2 separate regions of the Mus musculus genome follow, and region 1 is linked to region 2. The links are chromatin loops, found by intact Hi-C in ENCODE. Cell type or tissue: heart. All regions are shown on one strand. Links, peaks and the distances in the headings refer to the core of each region. The heading gives the core; the rest is flanking DNA.

Region 1 (7,713 bases), core at 1,771-6,770, 54 kb after region 2:
ACTCCAGGGTTCCTGCCCTCTGCCACAGTTGGCTGCTGACCAGCACTTCCAAGCCCCAGCGGCTTTTATTCTCAGCTGTAAAAGAGCTCAATATATTGAAAGATAGAGGCAGAGCAGGAGATAGAAGACCCACAAAGATCAAGTTTTTCTGCATTTCTTTGCCAGGGTCAGGAGCCCCTACCTTAAACCAACCCATTGTAACTCCTCAGGAGTCCTCCAGCTCCATCCCTAACCATGAGAGCTCCTCAGGAACACAACTATCTCAGCAGAGGCTCAGCTGGGATTGGGTAGAGGAGGCAGCATGTCTGAGTGTCCTACAGGGATAGATGTTAGGCATCCCATAGAATCAAGTCCAGCCCAGGATGCCTGCCTCCCAGTGATTGACACAAATCAGCTCGCATAGATGACGCAGATCCTTTCTAAGGTAGAAATAAGACTTCTTAGAGACTTGAGCTTCATGAAAGCAAGCCCCACAGAGCTGTGTCTGTCCTTCACACACAGTCCATAAGACTTAGGATAAGGCACTTTTAGGTTTCTGTACCACTATTGCCCTAAATACCAAGGATTCACAGAGTTTAGGGAAGTAAAATACCTGGGATTGTAGAAGAATAAAAACAAGCAACATGAACAAGAACAACAACGACGACGACAACAGTAATAATAAGGATGGCAAAAAAACTGATAAGAATAAGAACAAGCACAGTTGTGGCTACTATACATGAGCACTTCCAGTACACCAGGCATTGTTGCACAGATTTTATGGGCTTCTCACACCAATCTTGTGGATTATGTAGGATGAGAAGCCTAAGGAGGTTCCAAGAGTTCCAAGAAGGTACCAAATCCATGTGGTTACTTCTAATCCTGGTAGACTGGCTTCTGAGTCCACATAAGCCGTCTTCATGCTCAGTTACCCTTTGCAAAGGAAGTTCTTTTCAAAGAGAAATGGAAAACAACACCCCCCTTGTAGTACTTCTTTTGAAAGATCCTCATTCAGATCATTTGCCACTTTTGATAAAACTTGATGATTCACAGATTTGGTTGTTTATAAGGTTTTTAGTTCTTTTATTTTCTTTTCTTAGTTTTCTTTTTAAAAATTTTATTAGATATTTTCTTTATTTACATTTCAAATGTTATCCCCTTTCCTGGTTTCCCCTCCAAATACATGCTGGATAGCAGTGATATTATCAGACGAAGAGTTAGCAAATATCTTCCACATTCTTTAGACTGTCTCCTTTTGCTCAGTTGAAAGCTTCTTTGGCTTTTTTTGCTCTCATCCCAGTTAGAATATCTACCCCCTTTTCAAAAACTGCTGGCAAGAAGGGTCAAAAAAGGCAGCCAGTCTCACAACACCCAGAGGAAGCTCCACTCCCAGGCATTCTAACAAGCCCAGGATCCCAGGACCCCAGGAGCTTGGTCACACCAGGATTTCAGGGTTCCACAGGCAGCTTGAACCCCAGGAGCTCTGACACACCCAGGATCTCAGGATCACAGGATCCCAGAGACAGCTGAACTCTGAGGAGTTCTGCCACAACCAGGATCACGGGAAGGACAGGCTCCAGTCAGATATACCAAGGCATGCTACACTAGAGATAATCAGATGGTGGGAGGCAAGTACAAGAAAATAAGCAGCAGAAAGCAAGGTTACTTGGTATCCTCAGAACCCAATTCTCCCACCATAGCAAGTCCTGGATACCCCAACACACCAGAAAAGCAAGATTCCGATCTAAAATCACTTCTCATTATGATGATAGAGGACTTTAATCTGTGCACATTGCATGCATGCATGTAAACTTCACAGTGAATATTAATATATACAATTAACATTCGTCATTTTTCAAGCCCTCAGCTACCCCTGCTATCTCATTTTCAGTTAAGTGGAGTATCTCCAATAGTAATCCACACTTTCTTCAGTCCCGTAGACCACTGAATGGCCTTAGCCAGGCCTGAGGACACAGTCTGTGGCTAAGGACATTCCTCTGGAGACAGTTTAAGACTATGGAAATTGCAATTGGCTTGTTGGTATAGAGCCTGTTCACTATATCACATGTCCCTTCTAGTGTCCTGGATATCTAGTGTACACTCAGTGATATAATGTTAAACCTTGATTCCAGAGGAGCAGAGATTACTGTCATAAGAGAGGGCAAAGAGCCACTTGGGGCCCAGTGTTGTTTAGAGCAGTAAATACAAATATCTCTTCCCACAACCCTCTTCTTTTTCTCTCTTACAAAATGTCACAATGTAGCCCAGGTTGGCTCTGAATTTGAGATCCTACTGCCATGGCCTACTAAGTGCTATCTACCTGTGATCTAAAACATTGGACTCTGGGCATAGAATTCAGAACCAATCTCTTCTTTGCATCTACTGAGTTCCCCATTTGTGTATTTCATTTAAGCAAGGAGCCAACATTTATCATCACACTTCAATCACGTTTCTAATTACTAGTGACACAACAGTAAATGGTGTGGGGGACAGGTCCTGCCCTCCTAGAGCTTATATTCTAGTGGGGAAGATAAACAAGAAGTAACTAAATATACAGTAAAAAACAAAAATTCAGATGATAGAGTCCAGACAAGATATCACTGTAGAAGACTATGACAATGACCAGACTAGTAGGGGGCTGGAGAGATGGCTCAGCAGTTATAAGCACTGGCTGCTCTTCCACAGGTCCTGAGTTCAAATCCCAGCAACCACATGGTGGCTCACAACCATCTATATAAGGGGATCTGATGCCCTCTTCTAGCATTCAGGCATACATGCAAATAGAGCACTAATATGCATAAAACAAATAAATAATCTAAAAATTCGTTTAAAACAAAACAAAACAAAACAAAATATCAGACCAGTAGCCTGTTCCAGGGATGGTGACTTTAGGAAAGCAGAGTCTAGCTCTGAGGTCCCTGCTTCTCTTTGCTGTAGTTGAAACTGGAATATCAAGTGCTGGAGACAGAAAGTTGGGAGGGGTGAGTCTTATTTCTAGCTCTAGTGCCCAAAAGTCCTCCTTTGCCTTTAGCTTGTTTTAAAAAAAATGTCTTTTTAATTGTGGAGGGTTGTGCACGGGGGTTGGGGGAGCTGTGCGCATGAGAGCGAGTTTTCAGAGAAATTAGAGGAGTAGGCTGTCTCTGATGCCGGAGTTAACACCTGATGTGAACTGACCCATGTGGGTGCTAGGAATCGAACTCTTGGTCCTCTGGAAGAGCAGTGTGTGCTCTTTACGGCTGAGCAGTCCCTCCAGCCCTGCCTTTTGTGGATTTGTCTCTACAGAGACCCCTCTTCTTCCAGCCCCTGCCTCAAGGAGACTTGGCTTTCCCTGCTAGCTCTGCTTGGTAGCTCCCCTTTACACAAACGACACTTCCTGAGGAAGAAGCAGAGCAGATGCCAGCGGCCTGAGTGTGCAGGAGTGGCCACTTCTGGAGCCCCATGCCTTCCAATCAGGAAAGCCAGAGAGTGGGCTCTGAGAGGGTCCCTAGATAGCCTCAAGCCACTCCTGGGAAGAGAGTAGGAGAGATTCTTAGAGGCAACTAGGGTTGCTCGTCAGCTTCCTTCTTGGTATTGTCCATGGAGAAGCAGGGAAGGGCTCCAGTGATGGCCCAGCCTAGCTTTTTATAAAACCCCCAGAGTTCAGCAGAAAGCCCTAGGAGCTATATGCAAAGACACAACTGTGATTCTGCCTCCCGAAGTTCTGCCTTCTTAGACTGGGAGTGGGGTCTGCACACCCAGTGCTTGGAAGGAAGCTTCTCATCGAATCTTAATAAGCGGTACTGGCTATAAGCCACTGCTCTGAATTAACAAGGCCCGTGTAGCAGGAAGGGATACTGAGAAGGCAACAAATGTCTGTCTGATGACATAGACATCAAGGCCCCAGGGCTAGAACTAGAGACCCAACAAGCTCAGGCTTCCTTTCATGGCATCCAACCTTATCTTTCACCTCCATCCCATTTTTCAGCAGCTCCACTAGAATCCCTGTGTCTCAGTATCTCATAGCAAACCCAGGGTACAGAGTATGTGCCCAGTAGTTTCCACCATAGGCAACATCCTCTTCTTAATGGCTATTAGGAACAGTACTTCCTCTCCCCGAATCCCACTCTTGTGCTGACCCCTAGTGGCAAGACTAGGCAATGGACAGAGAGGCTAGTTTACACCGAGTTTTAGGACCCACTGTGCCTCAGATTCCACCCCTGCCCCGCAAAAAGAAAAGACCCTTTCACGGGGGGTCATCTAAGACCATCGGAAAAGAGATTTACATTACAATTCACAACGGTAGCAAAATAAAAGTTATGAAGCAGCAACAGAAATAATTTTATGGTTGGGGTCACCACAACAGAAGGTGGAGACCCACTGCCCTAGAGTTATTTATAAAAGCAAATGATTAAAAAAAAGGATGTGAAAAAAGCAGGCTCTGTATCATAGTCTGAGGAGCAGGGTGTTGGGTGTGGGACGTGGAGAGTTAACTGAGACAAGGAGAATGTTGTGCTTGTCAACTCATTCCCACCTCTGTCATAAGAAAACTCTAAAAATTCAGCTCAGCTTGCACATAACCATTTGCCAAGGGAGATGTTTAAATTAAATGCAAAGTCACACATGATGGTAAAATATACAAACACCCACGTTCGATGCAACACAGGTCTTGATGACCTTCAGCTGTTCTTAGTAATGAGGAAAAAAACAAGTTAATAGGAAATGAAATGGTTTCTGTAAATTGGGGAAACACCAATGAAAATGTGCTATTATTATCCAATGTAGATCCTACTGTAATCCCTAATTTGGGATTCTTCAGTGAGCCTGGACTATCTGGAAGATAAAGGCTTTTGGCATCAAAGATGAGCATATATTGACATAGGGCAAATGAGTTCGTTGGGTTTTCTTGAGGTCCACAGAGGATGCCAAGCTGCACTATGATGGGCTAAGGTGGGAAGTGGGCTCTTAGCTTTCCCACACCCCCAGGAGGACAAAGACTTAATGTAGAAGCATAAACAAAATAAACCAGGGCTAAAGAGATGGCTCAGTAGGTAGAGTGTTGCCATGGAAGAAAGGACCTGAGTTCCAAATCCCAGAAACTATGTAAAATGCAACGCAATATGGAAATGGAAGACAGAGACAGAATCCCCTTGAAGGTCACAGGCCAACTAGCCTGCCTCCCTACTATAGACTAGAGTGTTCTTCCTCTTATTCCCACATGGTAGTTGTACCTCATGTGATTCAGTAACTAGGTAGCAATCAAGAGGAGAGATACTATTGACAGATCATGGTTAACAGAGCAGAAAGACAAGGTTCGGATCTAAACTGTTCTCATAGCTACGTGTTGAACATTTGGTTCTCAAGGCAGCAGAATTCAGACATTGGCCAGCAGGGAGCTGATTGGCTCATGCAGGATTCTGTCACATGAATGGGTTAATCCATCTATGACTTCACAGCTCATGGTGCCATAGAAAACTTTAGGAAGTGGGGCCCAGTTGGAGGATGTAGGTCCTGAGGAATATGCCCTTCAATGAGATATTTGGGGTTTGTTTTTAGTTTGTTTGCGTTGGTTTTTTTTTAATTAGGTACTTCCTTGATTCACATCTCCAGTGCTATCCCAAAAGTCCCCCACACCCTCCCCCCCACTCCCCCACCCACCCACTCCCACTTCTTGGCCCTGGCGTTCCCCTGCACTGAGGCATATAAAGTCTGCACGAACAATGGGCCTCTCCACTGATGGCCGACCAGGCCATCCTCTGATACATATGCAGCTAGAGACACGAGCTCTAGGGGGCACTGGTTATTTCATATTGTTGTTCCACCCATAGGATTGCAGATCCCCTCAGCTCTTTGGGTACTTTCTCTAACTCCTCCACTGGGGGCCCTGTGATCCATCCAATAGCTGACTGTGAGCATCCACTTCTGTGTTTGCCAGGCCCCAGCATAGTCTCACAAGAGACAGCTATATCAGGGTCCTTTCAGCAAAATCCTGCTAGTGTATGCAATGGTGTCAGCGTTTGGAGGCTGATTATGGGATGGATCCCCGGAATTGGCAGTCTCTAGACAGTCCACCCATTTGTCTCAGTTCCGAACTTCGTCTCTGCAACTCCCTCCATGGGCGTTCCGCTCCCAATTCTAAGAAGGGGCAAAGTGTCCACACCCTGGTCGTCGTTCCTCCTGAGTCTCATGTGCTTCGCAAATTGTATCCTATATCTTGGGTATTCTAAGTTTCTTGGCTAATATCCACTTATCAGTGAGTACATATCATGTGAGTTCTTTTGTGATTAGGTTACCTCACTCAGGATGATGCCCTCCAGGTCCATCCATTTGCCTAGGAATTTCACAAAAGACACCGTCAATAAGACAAAAAGGCCACCAACAGATTGGGAAAGGATCTTTACCTATCCTAAATCAGATAAGGGACTAATATCCAATATATATAAAGAACTCAAGAAGGTGGACCCCAGAAAATCAAATAACCCCATTAAAAATGGGGCTCAGAGCTGAACAAAGAATTCTCACCTGAGGAATACCGAATGGCTGAGAAGCAACTGAAAAACTGTTCAGCATCCTTAATCATCAGGAAAATGCACATCAAAACAACCCTGAGATTCCACCTCACTCCAGTCAGAATGGCTAAGATCAAAAATTCAGGTGACAGCAGATGCTGGTGAGGATGTGGAGAAAGAAGAACACTCCTCCATTGTTGGTGGGATTGCAAGGTTGTACAACCACTCTGGAAATCAGTCTGGTGGTTCCTCAGAAAATTGGACATAGTACTACTTGAGGATCCTGCAATACCTCTCCTGGGCATATATCCAGAAGATGTTCCAACCAGTAAGAAGGACACATGCTCCACTATGTTCATAGCAGCCTTATTTATAATAGCCAGAAGCTGGAAAGAACCCAGATGCCCCTCAACAGAGGAATGGATACAGAAAATGTGGTAGATTTACACGATGGAGTACTACTCAGCTATTAAAAAGAATGAATTTATGAGATTCCTAGGCGTTGGGTTTTTAAAAGATAAGTTATTTATTTTGCATATAAGGGACCTCAGTCTGCATGTACACCTGTGCGCCAGCAGAGGGCGCCAGATCCCATTACAGATGGTTGTGAGCCACCATGTGCTTGCTGGGATTTGAACTCAGGACCTCTGGAAGAGCAGTCAGTGCTCTTAACTGCTGAGCCATGGCTCCGGCCCTGTGTTTTTGTTTTGTGTTGTCTTTTGTTTTGCTTTAGAGTCTTACTACATAAATTAGCCTGGCCTGGAACTTGCTATCTAGCCCAGCCTTTGAACTTTAAAGAATATGCTTTCTGCTTCCCTACCCCCTCCCTCTCCACCTCCTCTTACTTCTCTTCCTCCCTCCCCACTTCCAGACTACCATGCACTGTGCCACTTGGCTCCGTTAGAGCTCTCCAGTCAAACATGAACTGAAACTGTGATCCACAATAAATCTCTCCTCCTGTAAGTTGATTTTCTCAGGTACAGCTACGTCATCACAATAGTATAAAGCTGAGAAACAAACAAGAAGGCCTCAGGCATTTCGTGCCATTACTGAGCCACTGGAACTGTCTGAGGACCACTTTCCTTTGGACTTCTTTTGCTGTGTGATACAATGAGCGGATTATTATTCAAAACTCCTTTAGTGGGACATGCACTTACTTGCTGTTGAATGCATCCTAACTAATTAATATAGACACTATGCTAGCATCTTCACTTGCCTAACAGACCAGCAAATGTCTTTGTGCATATTT
Region 2 (7,713 bases), core at 1,352-6,351:
TTAATTGGCTCCAGAAGTTCTCATGATTTGGTATTAGTCGGTATCCCTCTGGGAGGAGGGAAAGGTTTAGGATGGGGTCCCTTTAAGGCTTGGAGTAGCCAGGGAGTTAGTTAATGGCCATTCTGTAGAGGTGACTTTGCAAGGTGGTTAGTATGTGGCTCAATCATTAACCAAGCAGTGGCAGGACCCCAGGCTTGTTGGAAAGGGGCCACTCCTCTCCCAAGGACAGCCCAAGAGCAAGAAGCTGTCTTCAGACAGGACATTCCTGGGGTCTTTATCTCCTTGACAAAGCAACAGTGGGGTAGGTGAGGCAGAGGCAGGCCACCCTGCCCACATGGGGCTAGAGGAGGGCTGGCCCCGGAAATGAAGGAAGTCAGCTACCCTCAATGAGGAAGGAGGGAAAAGAGAGAGACAGCAAAGGGTTTTTTGTTTTGTTTTGTTTTTTTTATCATAAATGAAAGAGGAAGCTCCAAGCTGGGCCTTGGTGATTAGATGACAAGCTGGAAAAGGCGCTCATCCTGGATGCATCCTGTTTTGCTTCAAATTGGCCTCGGGGTCCTGGAGCCGGGGAGGGGCCTGGAGAAAGAGAGCAACCTCCTAGGAATTCTCCCAGGCCTGTTGACCTCAAACTCTTGGGTGGCCCCTAGCACAGGAGTCAAGTGGGAATTCAATCTCTCTTTTGCTACTTCAGGAATGAAGGCCAGGAGTTTCTGAAGTTTCTGCAAGAAGCTTCTACAAGTCAGCCGCGGGATCAGGAGCCCCAGAGCAGCTCACATCTGCTACTGGCAATGTGGCATCTGGAAAATGAAGAGGCCCGAGCTCTATAATCCCTCTAGCCTGTGTTCTGCAGCCCAGATCAAATGTCTCCTACTTGTCAGTCACCTCCTCCTCAGCAATTCCCCCTGGTCTGAACTCCAGGGCAAAACAACTGGAAATGTGACTACTAACCACACTTCGGGTGACACTAGGGGACTAGGTTTGGTGTGATAGCTGACACTGTGGTTATTTTGCTGCAAGTCCTTTCTCTTTTAGAAAGATACACTGGTCTATTTTTAGTTCAATTTGATAACACACAAGTCTGAGATTTGTTTCAAAGTAACAAGAAAAGCAGTAGGTGGGACTATATGGTTCTTGAGCCCTAATTACACTGATTGCTTCCCTTTTAAAAATATGCTTAATTTTTTAATAATATTTTTAAGTCCTCAATGAGGAGTGTCTCAGGCCACTAAACCCCTCAACTGGATGGCGGATTTCCCAATAGTGGGTGTCAGAACCATGGGTCCTTCCTGAGAACTAGCTAGCCCTAGCCTTTTGTAGCTTACAAAGCACTTAGCTATTGATCCCCTTGTTTAATCCGGTGAAGTACAAAGAAGAAAGCCACCCGAGGGGTGACAGTGTGGAGAGAACAACAGAGACTGGATTTAGACCTCCAATCCCTTGTTCTTTGTTCTGGGACACCCTGGACTGCTAAGGCACTTAACAGTGGATTCTGAAATCCCTGCTTGTGGCTGGGATAAACCGGAACAGCAAGTGCTCAGCGTGCAAGTCCCCACTATGGAGGACCACACCAGAGGAAACTCAATACACAAACTCAGCATTTCAGACTTGTGACTATGGCGCAGACTGGAGACCTCTACTGCACTGACTCATTCCGACAAGGACCCATGTACATAAAAGCACACGCACATGCACACTCCAAGCCCCCGAGTCACAAATTAGGAAAGCATTAATAAACCTTTGTCACCAACAACTGCATGACCAGCACAGTGCTCAAACATCTCACCTGGGGTTGTGGGGTGAGAGGGACTATAAAACTTACCAATGGTTAGGGGTGGATCTCAGTACTAGCTTAGAATGCATCAGACCAAGGGTTCCATCCCCACATCCCAACAACAAAAGAAAACAACCCCCCAGCCCCAGGTCCTCGAAGACTTTAACACATTGATGCACATAGATAGGTCTCCTATTCCAAGCCCTGAAATCTCTGACAACTCCACACTGGGCAGCCAAGTGGCCTAAGGTTTGATCCTACCCAAATTGGGGAAAAGGGGGGGGGGAGGAAAGAGAAAAGAAAAAAGTTATCTTTTTAACTCAAGAATAAAGTAACCCCTTCTTTCAGATGAGGACCCTCTTTTCCATCCTTCCCCAAGAACTTGCCATTCACGGAACACACATTATCCAGGGCTGGAACAAGGATGCTGCAGAAGTTAGCTAACAAAAGGCAAAGCGGCATCCCAACCCGAGACTGCCCCTCCTTCCCCTGTGACTGTCTTGCCGGTGTATCCTGCTGCTATGCTTATACCTGGCTGCAGATGTCCTGTGCTCCCATTCCAATCTGTAGTCTCCAAAATGGATTTTTTTTTAAAATGTCAATACATATGGGGGGAGCAAGAGGTGGCAGAGGAGTGATTATGAGCAAAGTACAACAGCATGCATGTATGGAAATACTATAGTGGCATTCATTATTTTGCTCATTAACTAAAAATTAATAAAGATAAGACTGAAGGCCAGTTTGGCCCTCTTGGTAACCCCCTTTCTTTTGCTCCTCTGCTCCAGCCTTGAACATATTAAGGCCATCATCTTTACAAGACTCGTTGTCCCTTCCTTTGCATCCACACAAGGTGCATAGCCACTGTGCCATCTTTACATCTTCAGATATCATCTCCTGGCAGCCTCTCCTGAAGGCAGAAGCTCAGACGTACACAGAGGCCTGGCATTCTTCAAAGATCCCTTAGCACTGTGGAATGAGGGTAAGCGACCAGGGGCAAACAGCCTCTGTTCAGTATGGCATCTCTCAGCAATAACTATAGAGGTTCAAGGAACAGAAATTCCAAGTCGGGAACCTGGGCGAAAAGAAAGACCAACACTCTGAAGTAAGGACCAACACCAGCTACCCAGCGAAATGGCAGCTACAACTTCAGGATAAAAACTTTATCTCCACCTCTCCCACTCGACCACTCACCTAGACACCACTTGTGCCTTGGGCTGCTCACCTCCAGTCCCCCAAGAAAGAAATGTCTCCCTTTCATTCCAAGAAGGGAAGGCTAGAGGAAACCCAGACAGCAAGAATACTGATGGCACAGGCAGGGACTGAAACCCTCCGAGTGGGCGTGGGCGCTAGAACTGCAGCAGGAGTCAAGGTTTGAAAATAGCCCTGGGTGATTCATTACCCTCTTCTCCCAGGATTACTGGGTGCGCTGAGTGAGACCCAAGCAAACTAGGACACCAGTCAGTCCTTTGCCTGAATACCATGTCTAAGTGCAATCTCTGGGGTCCCCAAAGTGAGAAACCTGGTGTCTGGGGAAAAAAAAGTCCTGCCCCTCCTCACATTCAGTTTGCCATCTACCCCACAGTAGTTTTCCAGCTAATCTAGCTGCATAACCATCATAGGAGCCGCTGACTGCCTACCTCCAGTCACCCAAGTGTCTCAGAGACCATCTTTCTTTACTTACTGGTTTAAAAGACTGGGCCCAGGCACCAAGTTAGCCAGTATCAGAGCTGAAGAAACCGGGGTCCTTCTGATACAGAAATCTAGCTGCCAATTGAGATGCCATTGAAAACACTTGTCACTCAGGAAAGCATGACCCGCCTGAGGTCATAAGGACTGGCGGAACCCCGGTTTCCTGAGTGGTAATTCAGTGCTGAACTTGAGCAAGTGTTGGAAGAGACATTGAGACTACCCAAGTTAGAGCTCCCCCAAACTTCCATCTAATAGCCTTTCGTCTGAGCTTTTCTAATCTAAACTTCTGTGAGACCTCCTGGCAAACTGAGTCCCAGCGACTTATTCAGAAGTATTGATTAACTCGCTCTGCACAGCTACCCTGAGAACAGCTCACTCTCCGGAGTTGTCCAGGTGGGAAGGCAGTGAGGCAGGGGCCGACGGAAAAGTCCATGGGGCTGAAGCCTTCCTGGAAATGTCCCCCGAAGTAGAAGGAGGGCAGACTGGGCACCCCCGCCCAGCGCCCGCCGCCCACTGAGTCCCTGGGAAGGCCGCCGCGCCAGTTACGCCAGGGGTCCTCAGGCCACCAGACCAGCCGTTTGCGGGGCTCCTATGGGAGTGTGCAGCCGGCACAATCAGGGGTCTCTAAGTTTCTATAACTCTGAACCCCGCCCATAAGCAGAGGCAGCCCGGGCTACTTTCCTTCCTGTCTCTCGCGTCCTCAGCCCAGCGGAACTGCCAGGAGAGCAGAAGGGCTGGAGCGCCACAGCGGCTAAGCGGGATACTGGAGGTCAGGGCCCCAGTCTGCCTGGGTGTCCCCCTGACGTCGCCCCAACTCTTACTTGGCAGCCGCGTCCACACAGCGGCAAAGGGATAGGAGGCAAGCGCGGGCAGGGCTGCTCGAAGAAGACACGCGTGGAGCCAGGGGTAAAGGTGCGAGCCAGAATTGCAGCTATAGTAGCTGCTTAGCCGTTGTCAACTAGACTATGCTCGCCGCGCAGGTTCGGAGAGAGGGAGCATTCGCGAGTAAGCCGTAGTGGTGCTCCGCCCACCTACAGGTCCCCAGACCAATGAGGGCATAGTCCCGTCCCTCCCCAACCCGCCTCCTCCCCAAAAGCGGTCCAAATGGGGTGGGCGGGGCTCTGCCAGCCAGCTCCTCCAATGCCCTGAGCCTCTGCCTTTCCCTCAGGTCACTCAGCTGGAGGCAAAAACCCAGGGCCCAGGGCAGAGCTTTGAAAGAGCAGAGCTTGAAACAGTGAGATGGCCACGCTGACCTGTATTTATTGAGTTCTGAATGTGTCTGGCACTGCATGCAGGCTTCAAATCTAAATGCTACGTGCACAAGAGGGTTTAAGTGACTTGTCCAGGATAATTTATAGTAAGTCCAGGAGACTGCTTCTGTGAGATACATAGTTAGTAGTCGGAAGGAACTCCATAAATTTCCAGGAAGTTGTCATTCCCACGTTAATCAGGCACCAGCACTCTGCAACCTCCCTAGTACCTCTGTCCACTGCAGTCTAAACTCTATTTCCATATAGAAACACATGGAACTTAGGGCACCAAAGTTAATTCTAGCAGGAGAAGGCTTCCAGGAGTTCCGAAACCAAGTACCCCCAGAAAGTCTGTTCAAATTCAGTAAGAAATGGTGTTAATTGGTTTCTTCCTCACCTTGCCTGTGAAGTTTTCAGCATAAGTTGACAATCTTCATTTCATTGTTGAATTGAGTACTCGTATTTAGCCAGGGCTAGGAAGGAGTATGTAAGTTCTCAAGGCACTGCAACTATGCTTACAATGACAGAAAGTGAAGAGAGGCGTCTTACTCTGGGCTACTCAGCAAATCCACGGCAGGCCAAGACTTGTATACTGGTTATTTTCTCCATACCTAGTAGATGAATGGCATGGAGCTAAGGTCTTTAGACTACAGGGACAACATCCATCTCATTGGATTGCTAAAGTAGCCAACACAGCAGTTTCTTAAAGGTCACTAGAGGTGGTGACAGAACCAAGCATCCTGCCTCCGCTCTACCAGGCTAAACAAATGTTCCCACCTCCCTTCCTCACAAGAAGCAATGGAGTGTCATGGAAGCGAGGCAACTCCTAGTATGAACTCTCTGCTCTTCTCAACAGAAGGACAGCGACTGATAGCCTGTGACAATTTTTTTTCCAAAGTGAGCCATTTCACCACAAATCTTAAATGTGGTTGCAGCAGCCTGTGCACCTGAACTCACTCCACAAGCCAAAATCCACCAGGAGGCTGTACTACTTTTGATAGTAGGTAGGAAGCCTCTTTCCTGAGGCAGGGCTGAATATAATATTGCCAGCATGCTTCAGGGGCTGAGTTTTTAGCCGAATGTATATTGCTTATACACAATGTTAGAAAGACTTAGAAGTAGAAAACCTGCCATGACCCTATCTATTCCTAAGGACAGAAAACCATGTCAGAGCTGGTTCACTAGTGGGTGACAAAATGTTAAAGGTCACTAAGGGATAACCATGAAGAATTTTTAAGCATATGAATAATGCAAACCCCAATTTAACATTTAATAGATGTTATTTTTTAGACAAGATCTCTATATGAACCCAGGTTACCATCAAAGTAAAAAAAAAACAAAAGCCTCAATCTCCTAAATGTTACAGGTTTGTGCCACCACCTGTAATTTTGTAGATTGTTCTAATTGGATTAAGATAGTTTTGGTTCTGAAATACCAGTGTGTGTGTGTGTGTGTGTGTCTCCAGGTGCACATGTGTGAGTGGTTATATACAAGTGTGCACAGGTACGTGGAGACTAGTGAATAACTTCCGGTGTCACTCCATTCCTCAGGTGCCACCCACTTTATTTTCAGACAGGGTCTTTCAGTGGTCTGCGGCTGGCTGGCTAAAGTAAACAGGCTAAGCAGCAAGCCCTGGGGACTCCACTGATCTTCCCTTCCCCGGTGTTGGGATTATAAACCCACTACCATGCACAGCAGTTTTTATATGGGTTCTAGAATAGAACACTGGTCCTTCTGCCTATTACCAACTAAATCATTTTCCCAACCCCTCTTTTTTTTTTAATGCAATAAAACCAAAAAAACTGCAAAGGGTCAAAGCACAAAAAGTAACAAAAAAATCTAAAACAGCATGAAAAACTACAAAATCTAGAAACTGATGTAAATAAATACAGCCCCCGTTCTGCAGTGCCTGACAAGCATAGTGAAAACATAGTGTGTTGTTGCAACACACTCTGCCTTGAGAAGGCCACACCCACATTTTTGGTATGTACTGTCCTTTTTCTTTGCGTGCCTCTCTCTTTCCTAATGCCTGCACTTAACTACGTGATAAAATATTTTTCTTAATAAACACCAACAAAATGTTGCTGAATGAGTGAACACGATAATTAAGGGAAACTTTAGACCTAATATTTATAATGCATAGTCATGTCACTTTGAAATAGTTCAATGGTTATTTGGGGGGGGTCTTTTAAAAATAAATCTCCCTGTTTTGTCTTGAGACCTTCTGAAAGATATGAGTGTTTAACCCCTTCACAGGGGACGAGGTGGTTCGACAGCACTTCCAACAGTGCCAGCCTCTTCTTCCAGCCTCAGTCCATCCTGAGCAAGATGGAGATTCCATAATGGTACCCAGAAAGGATGGGGGAAATGGTGCCTTTTCACAGGACCAGACTCTCATAAGGTTGCAGGGAACTTGCCATGGTATTGTACAAAGAGAGAAATGGATCCTTGAGAGGGAAATAGGTTATACTCCAACTTGCTACACCCAGCACATGCCTCTCACACAGGGCTTCCACACATCCCTGCATGCCTCATTCAAGCCCACAAGAAAAACCGGATTCTTAGTGGACTTGGTGGGAGCCCACCAAGCTTCATGAAAGGGGCCTATTGCTCAAGTTTGCAGAACATGAAATAGTCATGGGTCATATAGATAACCATCACGAAGGCTCATGTCAATGGTTGTAGACTAAGCAGAGGCAGCAGTGGGAGGGATGTGAAAGGGAAGGTACACATGTGCCTCATTATTTTTTTTCTGTTCTGCCAACTGGGGATATAGAACAGAAATCTGAATCCTGAGAGCACAAAGACCCCTGTAGATGCACAGCCCAGGGTACCAGTATACCTATTCCCACATTGCCACTCTAGAGCATACTGAAAGGAGGGACTCCATGCTGACCAAGAATTCTTGGATACTGGAGAGGAAGGCTCAGGCTCCAGCAAGACAAGCTCAGGTCAGGAGGGATGTCAGGGGCTTCTGAACCTTGCCTGTACTCAAGGACACAA

What was found. Peaks named below come from ENCODE experiments on the same cell type or tissue, not always from the same donor. Only the 100,000 strongest peaks of a DNase experiment are listed, where the experiment ranks them.
Region 1: a loop joins it to region 2, with 2.2 times the contacts of the local background. A loop is called at or near these places in 13 of 42 quality-filtered maps.

The regions. Positions count from the first base shown.
Region 1 is chrX:98,986,137-98,993,849 of GRCm38, reverse strand. No RefSeq gene overlaps it. Among named protein-coding and RNA genes, the nearest start is that of Yipf6, 52 kb to the right of the region's middle. In heart, for the core only: a CTCF peak has its summit at 4,107 (motif pointing left); a DNase peak (open chromatin) is centred at 4,099.
Region 2 is chrX:99,039,363-99,047,075 of GRCm38, reverse strand. Stard8 (START domain containing 8) reads right to left here and starts at 4,495. Exons shown (of 14, transcript NM_199018.2): 1 at 4,282-4,495. In heart, for the core only: a CTCF peak has its summit at 4,227; DNase peaks (open chromatin) are centred at 1,545 and 4,515; H3K4me3 peaks cover 2,230 bases; H3K27ac peaks cover 1,782 bases; H3K27me3 peaks cover 1,991 bases.